2 separate regions of the Homo sapiens genome follow, and region 1 is linked to region 2. A link is a loop called in an ENCODE intact Hi-C map of the cell type or tissue named here. Cell type or tissue: heart left ventricle. All regions are shown on one strand. Region 1 has its middle 84 kb from the start of PDE1C. Region 2 overlaps PDE1C (phosphodiesterase 1C).

Region 1 (8,000 bases), 270 kb before region 2:
TTCCATGCCTTGGTCTCCTGCACACGTAGCATCGAAATGAAGGTTTCCTGGCCTGTGACAGAGATGAAATAATGGAGCTGGAGAACAGTGCAGTGATTAAACACTGGGTGTTCTGCGGTGCCTGGAGGAAGTACGTGGACAATTTTGGGAAGAAACTTGTGAAAATATGCTTTCCCACATGGTTGGAACAAAGACCATTTTTTAAATTACATCCTTCTAAATGCTGTAGTAGCTAATGGTCATTGACTAAACAGCCCTACAACTGTATCCTAGCTGCAGATCCCCATTTATTGATTACTGTTAAGTGCAGCCAGAAGTGAATTTGCTAGGTCCAATTTCCTCCTAACCCTGGAAGTCAGCTCAGTTATGGGAGCATTGTTATTTGTACAGGAGCTACAGACATGCTTGTCCTCATTTAGAAGGGGAAATAACTCTGGCTCGGGCAACGAGGCTCAAGTACTTGAGGCGGGCATATCATAAACTGCCTGAGAGCGTGACTCATGAACTCTGCAAAGTCAGAAATAGGAATATGTCAAAGAGTAAACATGGTCTAGGGATCCAAAATTTTAAACTTTCATTGGTTTAACATTCTCATTCTTTGAAAATGGCCCCGGTTTTGAATAAGAAAACTGTGTGTGAAGGGGACCTGTGTTATAATTGTATAATTACATGTTTGTGCAACGTTCTGCTAATTATTTTAAGTTCATCTACTCAAATCAGGGTTGAGTTTCCTTAGTTGTTAAATTTCCCCGGATAGCACTCAATCTGGCTGTAGTGTATAACTCTAAGCCAACTTACAGGTACTTGTATTTAAGAAATGCTTTTGCATTTGTTTTTTAAAATAATATTTTGACAATATTTAAACTTATAGAACAATTGCAAGACTAATAAAATGAGCTACATTATCTTCCATGTAAGTCACCTTTTAGCCTTTTGCTACATTCGCTTTAGGTTTATCATCTATCTATCCATTTTTCCCCCCAAATCTTTTAATCCTAAATTGTAGACATCATGACCTTTCAGCTTTAGCTTGTATCTCTTAAGAATAAGGTCATTTCCTTACAGTAAAGTTGCCATAGTCAGGAAACTTAATCTTGATATTACACTATTATCTAATATACAGTCTGTGTTCAAATTTCACCAAATGTCCCAATAATGTCTTTAACAGCCATATTTTTTGGCTGGCTCCACTCTGGAAGCACACATCACCTTTAGTTGTCATGGTTCTTTAGGTTCCCGTATTTTATTTTTTTTGTATTTTATTGACATAGTTGTACATATTTTTGGGGTACATGTGATATTTTGATACAGGTATACAATGTACAATGATCAAATCAGGGTAACGGGGATGTCCATCACCTCAAACAATTATCTTTGTTTTGGGAACTCTATGGTTCTCCTCTAGTTATTTTGAAATATACAATATGTTATTGTTAATTATAATTTCCCTATTGTACTATCGAATACTAGAACTTATTCCTTCTAACTGTATTTGAAATAGGGAGGGGGGTTGAAGAGAAGTTGGTTAATGAGTACAAAAAGATAGTCTCTTTTAACTGAAACAGTTTTTCAGCCTTTCTTGCCTTTCATGACACTGACATTTTGAAGCAAACAGGCCATGTGTTTTGTTGTGCAGAATGTTCCTCAATTTGGTTTTTCTGATCGTTGCCTCTAGAGTCCTCAGGTCATCCATTTGACAGGGATACTACATAAGTGACACTGAGTCCTTCTCGGCACAGCAATGAGGAAGGAGATTTATCCTATTATGGGTGACGTTGACTTTGATCACTGGTTAAAGTTGTTTCTCACAATTTGTCCACTGTCAGGGTACCTTTGTCACAATCAATGGGTACCTTAACTGTGATTAAATCACCTTTGGGGAGACACTTTGAGACTCTGTAAATAACCTTTTTCCCAACAAACTTGCAGTGGTTCTAGCATCACTTAATGGCACTTGGCTGAATCAATGGTATTTTCTAACCCTATCACTTCTTTTCTATGTATTGGATGATATTTGACTGTAAATAAGAGCTTTCCCTTTCTCTCCCTTTCTACATTTTAGTATCAGTGTAGACTCTGGACTCTTCTTTCATCCAGTGTTTTATAAGCCATTGTATTTTCACCCTACCTGGAGTCCAGGCAGTTGCTTGTGAGAGAAAGGTCACAAAGGCCCAGCAGAGGCGAGGTGGGGTGGTCCATCAACCCTAGAGGGAGAGACATCAACCCTAAAGGGTAGAAATGAACTTCGACTTAGAATATGAAGATGTGTGTCAGCAGATCCAGGTCTAATTCCCTGTCCTGCTGGTGATGTGAATGGCCAACGGGGGCTCTTGTGGAGTCCCCTAATCTGATAGAAAACACTCATAAGTGGGAGCTGAACAATGAGAACACATGAACACAGGGAGGGGAGCAACACACATTGGGGCCTGTTGTGGGGGTAGAGAGAGGGAGAGCATGAGGATAAATAGTTAATGCATGTGAGGCTTAATACCTAGGTGATGGGTTGATAGGTGCAGCAAACCACCATGGCACACATTTACCTATGTAACAAATATTCATGTCCTGCACATGAATCCCAGAACTTAAAATAAGTAAAAATAAAATAAAATGAAAAGAAAACAATGTCTTTTATCTGGCCTTACTGATGCCATTGGAAGTATAGGAAATTGCAGAGTAGAGAGAAACTCATGGAATGGGTTGGGGGAGGCAGTTACTTAGCCAGAGAAAGGAGTTTGGGTGAATCATCCCAGTCTTCTCACATGGCCGTTTCTGCCCAGTTGTGCTGCTCCCTGCTCCTGCTGACCCATGACCCATGGCTGTGCCAGACACCATTGTTACAGAGCGTTCTGTTTGTCTTAATGATGGGTGTAGTGGGAACACTGAGCTCTGGTTTAATCCCAGTTACACCCCTTGCCTGCTGTCTGACCTTGAGCACACCATTTAAGCTGAGCCTCAGTTTCTTCATCTGTTTAACAGGATTAGATGTTCTTTCCCTCAGGGGCTACCTGTGAGGAGTCCAGGAGGCATGCATGCGGTGAGCATGGTGTCTGGAAGCAGCTGATGCTTTATAATTTGCAAGTGATATGATTCAGTGTCAGCATCCTGCTCAATGCTTGGAAGGTGCACTGTGAGCTCTGGGCTGTGTTGTGTGGAGGAATTAACCTTTTCTGGGTTAATCAGCCACGTTCACTGGGCCATCAGCACTGAGCAACCACTCTGCCACCTGGGACCTTTGAGGTGGTTTCTCTCTTTCCTTTCTAGAGTTTTCCTCTTATCCCTAATCCAGTCACATTTTGTATGATGACAATAATAGCTAACCTGACTAGAGATTGTGTGTTAAGCATTTTTCTACAAGCTCTATGTGTTAAGCCGTTGAATCCTTATAACAACCCTGTGAGACAGGTGTTTTTATTACTTTCATTTCACAGATGGAGAAACTGAGGTAAAAAGACATGAACATATTCAAGATCCTACTATCAGTTGGTAGATCTGGGATTCAAAGCCAGACAGTTTGGCTCCAGAACCCACAGTTAACCACTGGGCCACACGGCCTCCCTGGTCCAGCAATGAGGCAGAAGGTCTGTGTTCTCTGGTTTTGATGCTGCTGTGGATTTGCCTTTCAGTGAGGTCTCTGCTTCCTGCCTGCCTCTGCACCCTGATCCAATGCCGGTGCCACACCAGCCTGCTCATTTCCTGCCATTTCCTCATGCCTGGTGTGGACTCTCACTGCAGCACTGGCTGGCCAGCCACCTTGGCCTTACTCCCTGCCTGCCTGGGCCTCCTGCCATAGATTGCTCAGTCTAAGAATACAACTTTAGCTGCTGGGCTGGAGAACTAGGAAGCCCTTCTTCAGACTTACTGCCCACCTGGCTGTGGGCTCATGTCTGCCACACATTTGCCTCCGAAGACCTCTCCTGTGAGCAAGTCACCAGCAACACCTGTGGTCTCACCAGAGCCCTTTCTCTGCTGTGACCACAGTGGTGCCCACTGTATGGTATGGGGTGGTAGGGAAGGTAGGTTAGCACTAGAGCTTGGAGTCAGACAAAGCTGAGATTCCATCGTGACTCTGTAACTTACCACCTTGGGGAAGTTACTCAGCTTTTCTTGGACTCAGTTTTCTTTTCTGCAAAATGGAAACAATAATGATGGGAGGATGGAATGAGAAAATGTATGTAAAAATACTAGGCATAAAAACTCCTGAAACCTGAGTGAGGTTGTAGTTTAGGTAATTCTGTTATGTCCACATCAATTTCCTGGTTTGGATAATGTACTAGAGTCTTGTAAAATATTATCACTGGGTGAGCTGGATAATGCGTACCTGGGACCTCTCTGTACCATTTTTGCAGCTTCTTGTGTGTCTATAATCATTTAAATAAAAGGTTAAAAAAGGCATTTAGTGTAGTGCCTAATCTCCATTAATTATACTTATTTATTTATTTAACTTTAAATTTTTAAATTTTTAAACTTTTGAGGCATAGTCTCGCTCTGTCACCCAGGGTGGAGTGCAGTGGTGCAATCACAGCTCACTGCAGCCTCAACCTCCCAGGCTCAGGTGATCCTCCTACCTCAGCCTCCCAGTTAGCTGGGACCACAGGTGCAAGTGACTACACCTGGCTAATTTTTAAAAAATATTTTTTGTACAGGCAGGGTTTCATCATGTTGCCCAGGCTGGCGTCAAACTCCTGGGCTCAAGCAATCCACCTGCACTGGACTCCCAAAATACTGGAATGAAGGGCATAAGCCATTGCGCCTGGCCGTACTTTTTTAAAAATTATAAAATATCACTAGGAATTCTGTTATTTGGCTCAAGCTCAACCTTTTGATGTGTGTGTTGTGGGGGGAAAGAGAGAGAAAAAGGCAGAGAGAGAGGAATCCACCTAAAATAAGGCGACCAAACAAATTCTAAAATCATTTCCCTATTCTAACACATTGAACAACATCAATGGCAACACCAGCAGCCACCAGTCACTTTTTTTCTTGCTGAAATAATTTTATCTTCTCCCACTTGAAAATCTTGCCTTTGACTACACTACGTGGGCTCTATCCTGTTCAGATTTCTGATTGACATTCTATTTCACTGATTCTTAACTCAGGCTGCATAGTAGACTTATGAGCTATCAAACCAGCCTCGCTGGGTGGGACCAGGAAGTGCATGTTTAAAACTTCTTTGGGTCCCATTCTGCTGCCATGCAGCAGGGCTGAGAACCCCCACTCTGCTTGTTCCAGGCTCCCCCTTGACCTTCTCTTGTTTTCCTTCATTCTTCTCCATCCACACTGCCTTGACGGGTGCTGCCTCTGTAGGTCACCGTTTCTTTCATGACCATTAAGGCCCATCTTAGCTGTAGTCACCAGATAAAGATTTTGCTCCCTTCTCTTCACAGGTTTATAGCATTTATCTGGAATGGGCATCTAAAGATTTGGAATGATCACAGAATGAGCTTTCCCACCCCACGAGATGCCATATGTCCATGCCATTTTAGATAACTGAAGTGTCACCAAATGTCCCTTATGTTGTCTTTTTCCAAAAGCCAATTCAACAGAATGCAGGCAAATTGCATGTATTCTTTTGGGAACGTGATCTGTAGAAGCTTTCAAAAGCCTGCTGGGCACTGGCTATTTTTACTACTATTTCAGTGGCTGCCGCGTTTCCCTCTGGATAGGCTGACTTTGAGACATTGCCTCAGTTTCTTAGTCCCTCCTTTCTTAATATTTTCCAAAGTGAAATTTTGCCATAAAAATAATATGCATGCCCTGTAGACTGCTGATAAATGATGAGAGATAAAATGTCCTGAATATGATCCTCATGATCATTTTGGCTTTCTGAAGTCTTAATATCTATGCCTTATTCTCATAGTTATAATTATAGTGTGGCTACAGTTTTTTTGTCCTAATTTTTTCATGGATCATTTTACCTTAGTCATTTTGCCATGTTGCCACGTAGCATGTATGTGCCTGAATGTGATGAGTGAGCATTTATTTACCCACATCACTATTGCTGGACATTTAGATTCTTCTCAGATTTTCACTCTTTAAAGGAATGCTATGATATAAGTCCATATCCATCTAGGTAATTTAAACTGCATCGTAGGGGCAGATAACTAGAATAGAAACACTGGGTCGAAGGGCATCTCCACTTGATAATCCTCATTAAAAGAGGGGCCCTGAGTAGCCCTTTTCATGGGGCTTCTTCCAGCAATTCCCATCAGCCTGGAACCCTTAGGTTTCATGCAACTGGGATCATTTGTCACAGCTTTGAAGTGACTACTTAAAATTATTACTTCCAAGGTAGCCTGCCCTTTTGTTAAAGCCAGAGGATGCCTATGCTGTTTTGGTGCCTTTCGCTGACACACTGCTCATGTGAGGACTGTAGTCACTGTCTTTTCTGCTCCTGGCAGGGATCCATAGCTTCCCTCTTTTATGCCCTAGCAAAGTGGGTTCAGAAAAATTATATGCCACGCCCAAGGACACACAACTGAACAGCAGCAGAGCGGAGGGTGAAACCTGCATCATTTTGACCTCCAAGCCTTTGTGCTTTCCACTCCACTCCATGACCTACCTGGAAACAGGAGCACAGAGAATGGAGTCATGCCCTACTCCAGAGCAAGGAGATGGGGTACAAGAGTGGAGAAAGCATGTGCCCAGGAAAGACTTCATGGAGGTTGTTGCCCTCAAGGAACCTAGAATATGGTGAGAGAAATAGAGAAGTAAATCAATGATTCTGCATAGTGAAGTAGCATTTGTTTACACTTATTAAAATAAAAATGTCATCATAGGAATAAACAGAAGAACATTTAAAAACAGCTTTATTAAGATATAAATGACGTAGAAAAAACTGTACATGTTCAAATATTCAACTGGCTAAGTGTGACATTTGAGCCTGTGAACCCATCACCATAATCAACATAATGAACCATTACCCTCAAAAATTTCTTCGTTCTCTGTTGTAACTCCTTCTTCCTGCCTCTTCATGCTATCCCCAGTCTGTCCCAGGCAGCCATTGATTTGCTTTCTGTTGCTATTGATTATATAGATTAGTTTGCATTTTCTAGATTTGTATATAAATGGAATTATGCAGTATGTATTCTGTTTTCAAATCTGGTGTCTTTTACTTAGTATAACTACTTAAAAAGCCATCTATGTTGTTGCATGTATGATCATTTCTTTTTGTTGCTGAGTAGTATTCTGTTGTATGGATATACCATGATTTATTTATCCATTCAGCTGTTGGTGGACATTAGCATTTGCCAGTTTCTGTAATATAAATATTCCCACCATTTCGAATTTCAAATTTCCAAAATAGATTCACAGAATGGAGTTGGGAAGAGATGCACACAATTAACTCTCAGGAACTGTAAGAGACAATCTGCTTCATAAAGGCTAGGAAATTAGTTCTGGGCAATAAATAACTATGGAGTGAAGGGAATTGAAGTATTTCATGGGAACAGTTGGTAAGTGGAATATCTTTGTCTTGGGGAGTCCTTTATCATTCTGTTTGTGGGGGTGGGGCTGGTTCTAACTTAAAAATAGCTGGTTTGGGGACTTTGCACATGTGATTGCTAAGAAACACTATTGTGTTTACAGAGACCGTTTGGTTTGAAAGAAGGTTTATTGCTTAGGAAATAAATACTGATTATTGGCCAGAGTAAGTAATGTTTTTAGGATTTCTTACAGATACGATTCTTTGAAGAATAGGGACCTCATCTGGGAAAACATTTTGTTTTTGAGTCCCCAGAGACCTAGGTTTGAATGGGGACTTTGTCATATAGAACTCATGCAAGCTGCTTCCTCCTCTCAGCATTAGTTCTCAGGTATAGAACAGAAATACTCAGAGTTACATTGCATGGTTTTTGTAAGCATTAAAAAAAGATACTGTACTTAAAGCTCAGCATGGAGCTAGGCCCCTGCTGGTGGACTACAATGGTTGCCCCTAGTACTAGGAAGCATTCAACCAATATTTGCAAATGAACGAAGACCTAACCCTTATGTGGTTCTTAGTATGG
Region 2 (8,000 bases):
CTTTCTAAAATGCCAATCTCATCATTCTGTTCCTCCATTTTAACATTCTCCAGGGGTTCCCCATTATCTCCAGGAGAAAATTACATTTCTTTAGCTTGAGATTCTAAGTCTACTGTGGTGTAGTTCCTACCTTCTTCTGTTTTATCTTTTGACACGCCCCTGAATAGATCCGAATAGATCTATTCTGAAAAGATCCGAAAAGATCTATTCTGAAAAGATCCGAAAAGATCTATTCTGAAAAGATCCGAAAAGATCTATTCTGAATAGATCTGAATAGATCACTGCCTTCAGTCTGCTCTCTCCATGCAGAGTCTGCCGTTTCCCTATCCCATCCTCTGTGCCTGGCTGACCCCTACGTGGCCTTCAAAATGGCTCTGGTCAACTCCACTGGGGAGGGCTTTGTTATTAGAAGATTCCTCTCCTCTGTGCTTTCTTAGCCCCCATCACACCTCTGCCATTTCGCTTACAGTACTGCATTGTGGGTGCTGGTTAGCTTTCTGTCTTCCCTACCTGAGAGAAGGCACTGCATTTCCCCACTTTGTATTCCTAGAGCCTATCTCTCCCAGTGCCTGCACACAAAAGACACCCAATGTTGAATGTTTTTCAAGTGTGGCCATCTTAATCAGCTGTCATTAATTATAGAAACAAACAATGGCCAGAAAAATGCTTGGGTGACATCATTGGATGGCATTAAAGCATAAGACTAAAAGTCATGTTGGGGCATCCCATTTGGAAGAGTTGTTTTAAGTTATTTCCTATGGCATTTAGGTAAGTGGCAGAGGACAGGAGTGACATGGAGGAGGCAGGTGTATGAAAAGGACACAGAGATGAGTATGCTGTTCGAATACATGGGTGTGATGAACTGAAATGAAGTTTTTTTAATTCAAATGAGTTTTTAGGGCTCATGATCCATTGGGACATGTAGAGAAAGTACTGTAAAAGATCCAGTTCTCTCTCATATCCTTTCAAACAAAACAAAGCCTTTCTGAGACAGCAGTACTTGTTGGTTACACTGGCATTTTAGGAGCTGCCCCCCCATCCTCAGAGGGAATAACCTTGGGCAGAATAGACAAACATGAGAAAGTATGTTTCCATAGCTTCTTTTTATAGTTCATTTTTATTTGTGCAAAAGAATGAAATTCTAGTAGGGTCTAATGCTCAACAAATGTATATGTTTTCAAGGCATAGGGTTATAGGGCTTTCTGCGACCTCACTGGGGTGGGGAATAATGCCTAGTCCAGTATAAGGCAGTTTTCTAAATTATAAAGTTGAACCAATAAGTTGCTTTTTAATGAAGCTCACTCCATTGGTCCTAGGAATTATCTTTGTGGAAAAAAAAGAAATATCTCTCCTCCCTAACATCCTTTTAAATTACAAAATACAGTGCTCTGGCCTTTCCTCACATAGTTCCCCTCTTCCAACACCTTTGTGCATCCCACATGTTGATTGGTGTGGGGTCAGGGGAAGTCAGCATCCAGGGCTCGCTCTGGATCTGAGGGCACAGGGAACTGAAGAGATTCAGTATCTCATCATATGCCTTGCAGGTAAGAAGCATACAGAAAGCAAACAGTTTACGCCAAGAAATGCAAGAGTCATGAAAAGATGCAATGGCTCATCCACAATGAAATTGCACACTGTCTTAACTGAAAGGCATCTTGCCAAAGTTGGAAGGCATAAGCACTTCCTAAAATGGTGTTGCACTTCTATACTGGAACTATTATCTGGCAGCTGCAGTGACAGAAATGGATGGAGTGCTGGAAACTATGAACATTCATTCTCTCAGAAGAGAAATCTTATTAATATTATTATTATTTGTATATTTTCCTACTTCTTTATCTTCCTTCCTTGTAAATTTATTTCAAATGCTCATGAAATAAATTCCCCTTAGGTGTCCAGACCAAAAATTCCCCTGGGTAGTATTAAAACACCAGATCTCCATCTTTCCCAAAATATAGGCTGCAGCATACCATGGGACCTGGCCTCTGAGGACATTTGCCTTTTAGATGGAATGGATTCACATGAAAAGCATCTAGACAACTTTACTAGGAAAACAAAGAAGAGCAGTTGAGCCCTCTGGCCTCAGCTAGTCTTTTCCAGTTGAACAAAAATACTTTATGACATGGGTATGAAAGATCCTGGCTAATTTTCAGACAACCCTTCTTAAGATAGATTAAGATCTAAGGAATACCTTCACTATAATGACAAATAGAGAGGGGTCCTTATTCTCATGAACTTAAATTGGCCAATGATAAAAGAGCTAATTTGAAACTCTTTTGCCCAAAGAATAGCCATTTCACCAAGAGGTAGGTAGGATATGGCAGGGCAGGGCTGGATATTCCAAATGGAATGGATAAAGAGCTAGAGAAAGGTGGGCTGAGGGGCCTATGGAGCATAAGCACCTGAACACTATGCTAAAGCTCAACAGAATTTGAAAGGGGCATCTGGAATCACTAGGCTTTGTGTGGCAGCTACATAAAGCAGAAAGTTGGCAGCTGCAGCTTGTATCTGACATGGGTGACACCCAAACAGGAGATGGGTATATACAAAGCTGGTCACCACTTAACTCTTTTTAACAATAAGTTCTTGTAGTCTTTCTATTGTCATGTTTTTTTCTTTTTAAAGAAACTTCTTATTGTGTTGATTTGGGCTTTTACCTTTGTTTCAGAGATCTATGGGTTTTTTTTGAATTGTATTGAACACACAGCAGATGCTCCCTAAAATTCACTTCTGTTTCCATTAGTGATTTTTTTTTTCAAAAGTGAATCCTTTCACATTTTGAATGCTGTATTTTCTTCTGTCTTTATTGCTGCATCTCTTCATGAATTTTTTTTCTGTTTCATCATCCTTGAGTAAAGAAAGGTGAATGTCAGCTGGGTGTTCTTCCATAAACAGAGTGACGGGTTGTTCTAGGTTCCCTCACTGTCTGCCAGGAAGTTGATTGAATCTTCTGCTCATCTCATAAGCTGGAAAGACAGGGTTACATATAAATTTCTAGTGCCTCCCACGCATCCAAAAGGTGCATTATTTCTGTGTCATTTCCTCTCTGGATCTGTTGAAACCACTTGGCTAGGGTTTTGCTTTCTATTTACAGCTTCCTGTTGGGTCAGAACTTCACACTGAATGCATAAATGTGACTGCCTAATGTCTGCCTGGCACCACTGGTGACTACATCAGGGAGAAGCCTCTGAATGGCTGATTTTCTGCTAATTGTGGCACAAAGCCTGGGTCTCCCTGATGGAGCCGATTTCAGTGCTACTCATTGGAACAGCTGAGTGAGATTCTAAGTGAAGCTTTCCCTGAAGGCCCCACTCCTCTTCTGGCCCTGGGGTCCCAGCCCCCTGATCACAAGGTGATATGAGGCCCCTTCATGACTTGATTCTCTCAATACTGTGCTTTCCCAGGAGTGGGAATTGTTAAAAATTAGTGGCTATACATCCATAGTCCATATAATGTCCTTAATAATTCCAATTATTTTTCAACTGATGAGAATTAGCTTTTAGTTTGTAAAAGTGGGAGAGGAAGTGTTTGTATGAGAAATAGGAGATTGTCCTAGTAAAAGGAGACGTGTCAGCTCATTTTCATGTTTAGTTGTCCTTGTATTATCAGCATTTTATTTTATCTGTCTCTTCTTTCCAGAATCTTTTTAAATTACTTGTCCATTTGGTACAGTTTGAGTTAGTTAAATCTAGGTCATGAATCAACAATCCATTTAACTGGAGACTCACGAATTCACTCCCTTGGAAGACCACTGTGCTTAAAGTTTTTGTTTTTGTTTTGTTTTCTGGAAAGGATATGAATGATAAATTTTGAAGTTGTTGACACCTGAGAATGTATTTATTGGCTTCTTATGTACTTGGTAACTCTGTAGATGTAGATATAAATGTCTTGAAGTTTCCCATATTATTCTCAAAAATTGGTACTGTTATTAAATTGCTTTTTGATGTTTGACATGATAGAAGTAGATGGCCAGGACAATTTTTTGTTACTTTGTAAGTATTATATTTCATTTTCTCAAAGATTTTCAAGTTTGTTTCTTTATTCTTTGAAATCAAAAATTACAGTAGCATACATTTGATGTTTTCATTTACTTTTAAAAAATTGTATTTGATCCCTTTTCATCTGCTTATACAGGTTTTACTTTAGCCTAGGAAAACTTATTCAATTAAAGCTGCTTCTGTTGTTTATTTCCTAGGGAAGTTCTATTATAGGTAGATAGGATCTTCTGGCTTTTACTTCTATTACTCTTATAATTTTTCTCATCATTTTCTTGGTTTTTGTCATTTCCTCTTAGGTTCTAGAATTGAGATGGATTCTACTAGAGTTACATGTCAGTTCCTGATAGAACCTGTAAGCCCCAAATGGAGAGAGGCATTTTTAAGAAGTTTAATTTTACTCTTATGTTTGAGAGTAAACTTTAAAAAGTCTAATTTTACTTTCATTTTTGAGACTAAACTTTGAAAAGTTTAATTTTACTCTCATTTTTTCGTTTGGGAGTCCAAACAGCCTAGGGGATAGCTGGGCACCTTGAGGTGAGAATCAGAACTGGAGGCAGACTTAGCCAGGAATGTGTTTTGCTAAAGAGCTTCCAATCCTTATTTGGAGCAGCAGTCAGAGCTCCCTGCTGCTGTCTCCCCATTCTTTGGCAGGCTGGCTATCCTTCTGTGTGAGTGACTGGCATGCCCTTCCCTGCCAACTCCCTGTCTCGTGCTGCCTCTGAAATTCAGAACTCTTCCCAGTGCTGCTAATGGCATTGCCAAGGCTGACCTTCACCTCCAAGCCTGCAGGGGCCTCTGCTGATTTCCTTTGCATATTTCCGTTTGATATATTGCAGATTCGTAATTCAGGTAGATACTACCTGAATCTAATGTTATTTGTATTTTATATCATTGAAACTCCTGGAAATTATTTTATGGTTGACCCTCTTGCTTACTTTTTAAGGTTGATCCAAGATTTTTTCTCATTCTTTATTGTGGGTCATTTTCATGCAAATCAGGAAGGGAGTAGTCTATACCTTGCCATGAAGGCAACCTATTTGAGGATATTTTGATGTCAGGAAGGTGAGAACAGATTGCGTATACCAACGGGAAGTGGAGATTTGACAATCATTTTAAATATCTTGCTAGAATTTTTCTCATTTGGTTATCTGTGGTGATCAAAGTCATTGAATAATGACAATAGCTATAACGATTGCCTTTTCAAAGAACAACCGAGTCACATACTCTATATCAATTTCATTTAATCTTTAGGTCAACTTTAGAAATTTCATACTTTGCTCTTCATTAAGATAACACTCAAAGATGTTACATAACTTACCTAGGGTTGCACAGCTAATAAGTTATGAAGTGAGCTTCAAACCCCAGTTCGTCTTCAAAGTCTCTACTCTTTTCATTGCTGGTTATCAAACAGCCTGAAGAGTTGCCCAATCTCCAAATCTCTGTGGTATTTACAGTATTCTCAGTTACCGCATGTTGATCATCTGTAGTCATTTTATTGTTCTCATGAATACTAAGTCCTCTGTGCAGATAATGTTCATATAAATAACAGAAAAAACATGTTTTATTGCTTCTCTTGTATAGTCTGGAATTCCTCGGTTTAAAATCAATCCTCATATTTTCTTTTCTTTTTTAACTAGGGTATTTATCTCCTCTCAGAGTGATTTTTTCTGTCCAGTAAAACAATTTACTTTCATCTATTCCTTCTGTAGCCCTCTTGTGGTTCTCAGTGGTTTATATGTTTTCATCTGTCTTGGGACATGCCTGGGTCATGGGGCTGCCATTATCTGGGGCCACTGCTGGACCAAGTGCCTTCAACAGAGCAGAATCTCAAGAGGTATTTGGTGATTTTGCTGCTGGTCAGGCTTTACTACATCCACATAGAACAAAAAAGATGAAAATTTGAGAAAAAGCAAAATCATTGATAATTTAGGATTCATAAAGATAAAAGCTAGCTAGAAAGTATGGTCAGTGCCTGGTTGGAGAGAAATTTTTTCTTCTTACTTCACAATGGCAAAAATGTATACATTTATTTTATTACCTGCTCCTTTGGTCCCATAATTATTTTCCTTTCAGATGTATCAGAATAAGTGAGAATATTCGATGACTGTAAAATGTATCACCATAGTTGTAGGATTATTCTTTGTTTCCTCTATTCTAATGAAATTATGTCTTTTTATTTTTCTAGATTACGGTCTTTGGTCAAACAATTAGAGAGAGGGGAAGCTTCAGTGGTAGATCTTAAGAAGAATTTGGAATATGCAGCCACAGTGCTTGAATCTGTGTATATTGATGAAACAAGGTAAGCTAAAAATAACAAAAGAGATTAGTATAGTGATAGTAAATTTTCTCTTAAATGGCTTTTCTGAAATTGTCCCCCATGCCAGGAATGGGGTGACATTCAAATTACTCATCTTTGAGTTTTAGTTTCCACAAACAAAGAGGATAGATTTGGACAAGTCACTTACTCTCTGTACCGCCTCATCTATAAAAGGAGCTAATAGAACAAATCTCATATGGCCGCCATGACAAGGAAGTGAGATCATGAAAGAGGAGAAAAACGAATTTTTAAAAATCCACTAAGATTTTAAAAATCAGATATAGAGCTCCATTGTAATTATTGTATGTTTTTAGTGTTAGTCTAAAAATTGAGTTTATGTTTTAATTCATAATGTCCATTAGTAAATGGAGGCTCCTGAAGTGATCGAGAAGCATGTGTTCTCTTAAGCACCCAGCATTCCCTCTTCAGTCTTACGTATGTCGCTGATTTACTTAGCAGGTTTATTCCACTTGAATTATCTAAACGTATTAAAGCGGTTTCAGTTACTACATACGTTTGAAAGTTATAAAATTGCATTTCTTTTGAAAAATGTTGAAATGTTGAATACGAAAGGTGTGGTTTTTTTTCCCCCTAATTTAGACAGGCTTCTCTGTCAGTATTTGTGATGTCTTTTATTTGCCAAATTCCAATCTGAAAGTATTTCACAGTAATCTAAGATTTGTATGGTTTACTATTATTATTATTTTGCTGACACACTTGGTTTCTAATTTAAGGAAATTCGATATCATAGCTTTTTTCCAAATGTTATGTTTCCTCCGCTTACCTCCACCCCAATTGGTAAGTCTAAAGGAAAAAAAAAATCCAAACACCTTTACATTGGCAGCTACTTTTACTGATGATTTTTAGTTGGGTTTACTGTAAATATGACATGCTATTTTAGGTTTTATTTTAACATTGCTCTTTGTGTTCGATTCTAGTGGTCTGACCTATGAACAAGTTTGAAAAATCAGCAAAACACAGCTATTAGATGATTAAATCATTGTGCGCAAATAAAGAACTGCATTATTTTGAAAATTTTCCTTGAATTTAGACATTTAAATTTTGGTAGCAACCTGGAAAGAATCTTAATTGTCATCACTTAGGATCACTACTTCAGAGGACTGGGTTGCTGTGATTTGGTAAATACTTTGCAAAGTCTCTTAAGTATCCATTTATATTTTTAAACAAAATAACGTCACATGGTCCATCTATGAAATAATACAAGGCTCCCTGTGAAGGCATTTTTAAATAGAAGGTTTAAATTTCACTCAAATGCCACAGAGTGCTTCTGGGTACAATGGACCAGTTCCTTTGTCCAGTCTGGTAGAGAGAACCATCCTGAAATATCAGTGGAAGCCAAGACCATCGCGAAACACACATGGCGAGCTTACATAAGCCTTACCAAAAAGGCACTGTATTTTTTGTGGCCAATTTAATTTGGTTTCTTTGCACCTAACATGCAGGTGAGGCAGAGAGGAGCAGCTGCTTTGAACAGAGAGCTCCAACTTCAGATTTAATCTCAGTGTGCTGATTCTGTTTCTTGTGTTCAGGAGACTCCTGGATACAGAGGATGAGCTCAGTGACATTCAGTCAGATGCTGTGCCTTCTGAGGTCCGAGACTGGCTGGCCTCCACCTTCACGCGGCAGATGGGGATGATGCTCAGGAGGAGCGACGAGAAGCCCCGGTT

Evidence for each region. A loop is a pair of places that touch in the nucleus more often than their neighbours do. Peaks named below come from ENCODE experiments on the same cell type or tissue, not always from the same donor. Only the 100,000 strongest peaks of a DNase experiment are listed, where the experiment ranks them.
Region 1: a loop joins it to region 2, with 2.2 times the contacts of the local background. A loop is called at or near these places in 21 of 110 quality-filtered maps.

The regions. Positions count from the first base shown.
Region 1 is chr7:32,150,728-32,158,727 of GRCh38, reverse strand. It overlaps a transcript of PDE1C not described here. Among named protein-coding and RNA genes, the nearest start is that of PDE1C, 84 kb to the right of the region's middle. In heart left ventricle, no CTCF peak of the experiment used is centred here; a DNase peak (open chromatin) is centred at 3,747; H3K27ac peaks cover 6,383 bases.
Region 2 is chr7:31,879,041-31,887,040 of GRCh38, reverse strand. PDE1C (phosphodiesterase 1C) reads left to right here. Exons shown (of 18, transcript NM_001191057.4): 3 at 6,181-6,294; 4 at 7,863-8,000. Among named protein-coding and RNA genes, the nearest start is that of PDE1C, 190 kb to the left of the region's middle. In heart left ventricle, CTCF peaks have their summits at 4,765 and 5,683 (motif pointing left); a DNase peak (open chromatin) is centred at 4,690; H3K27ac peaks cover 5,060 bases.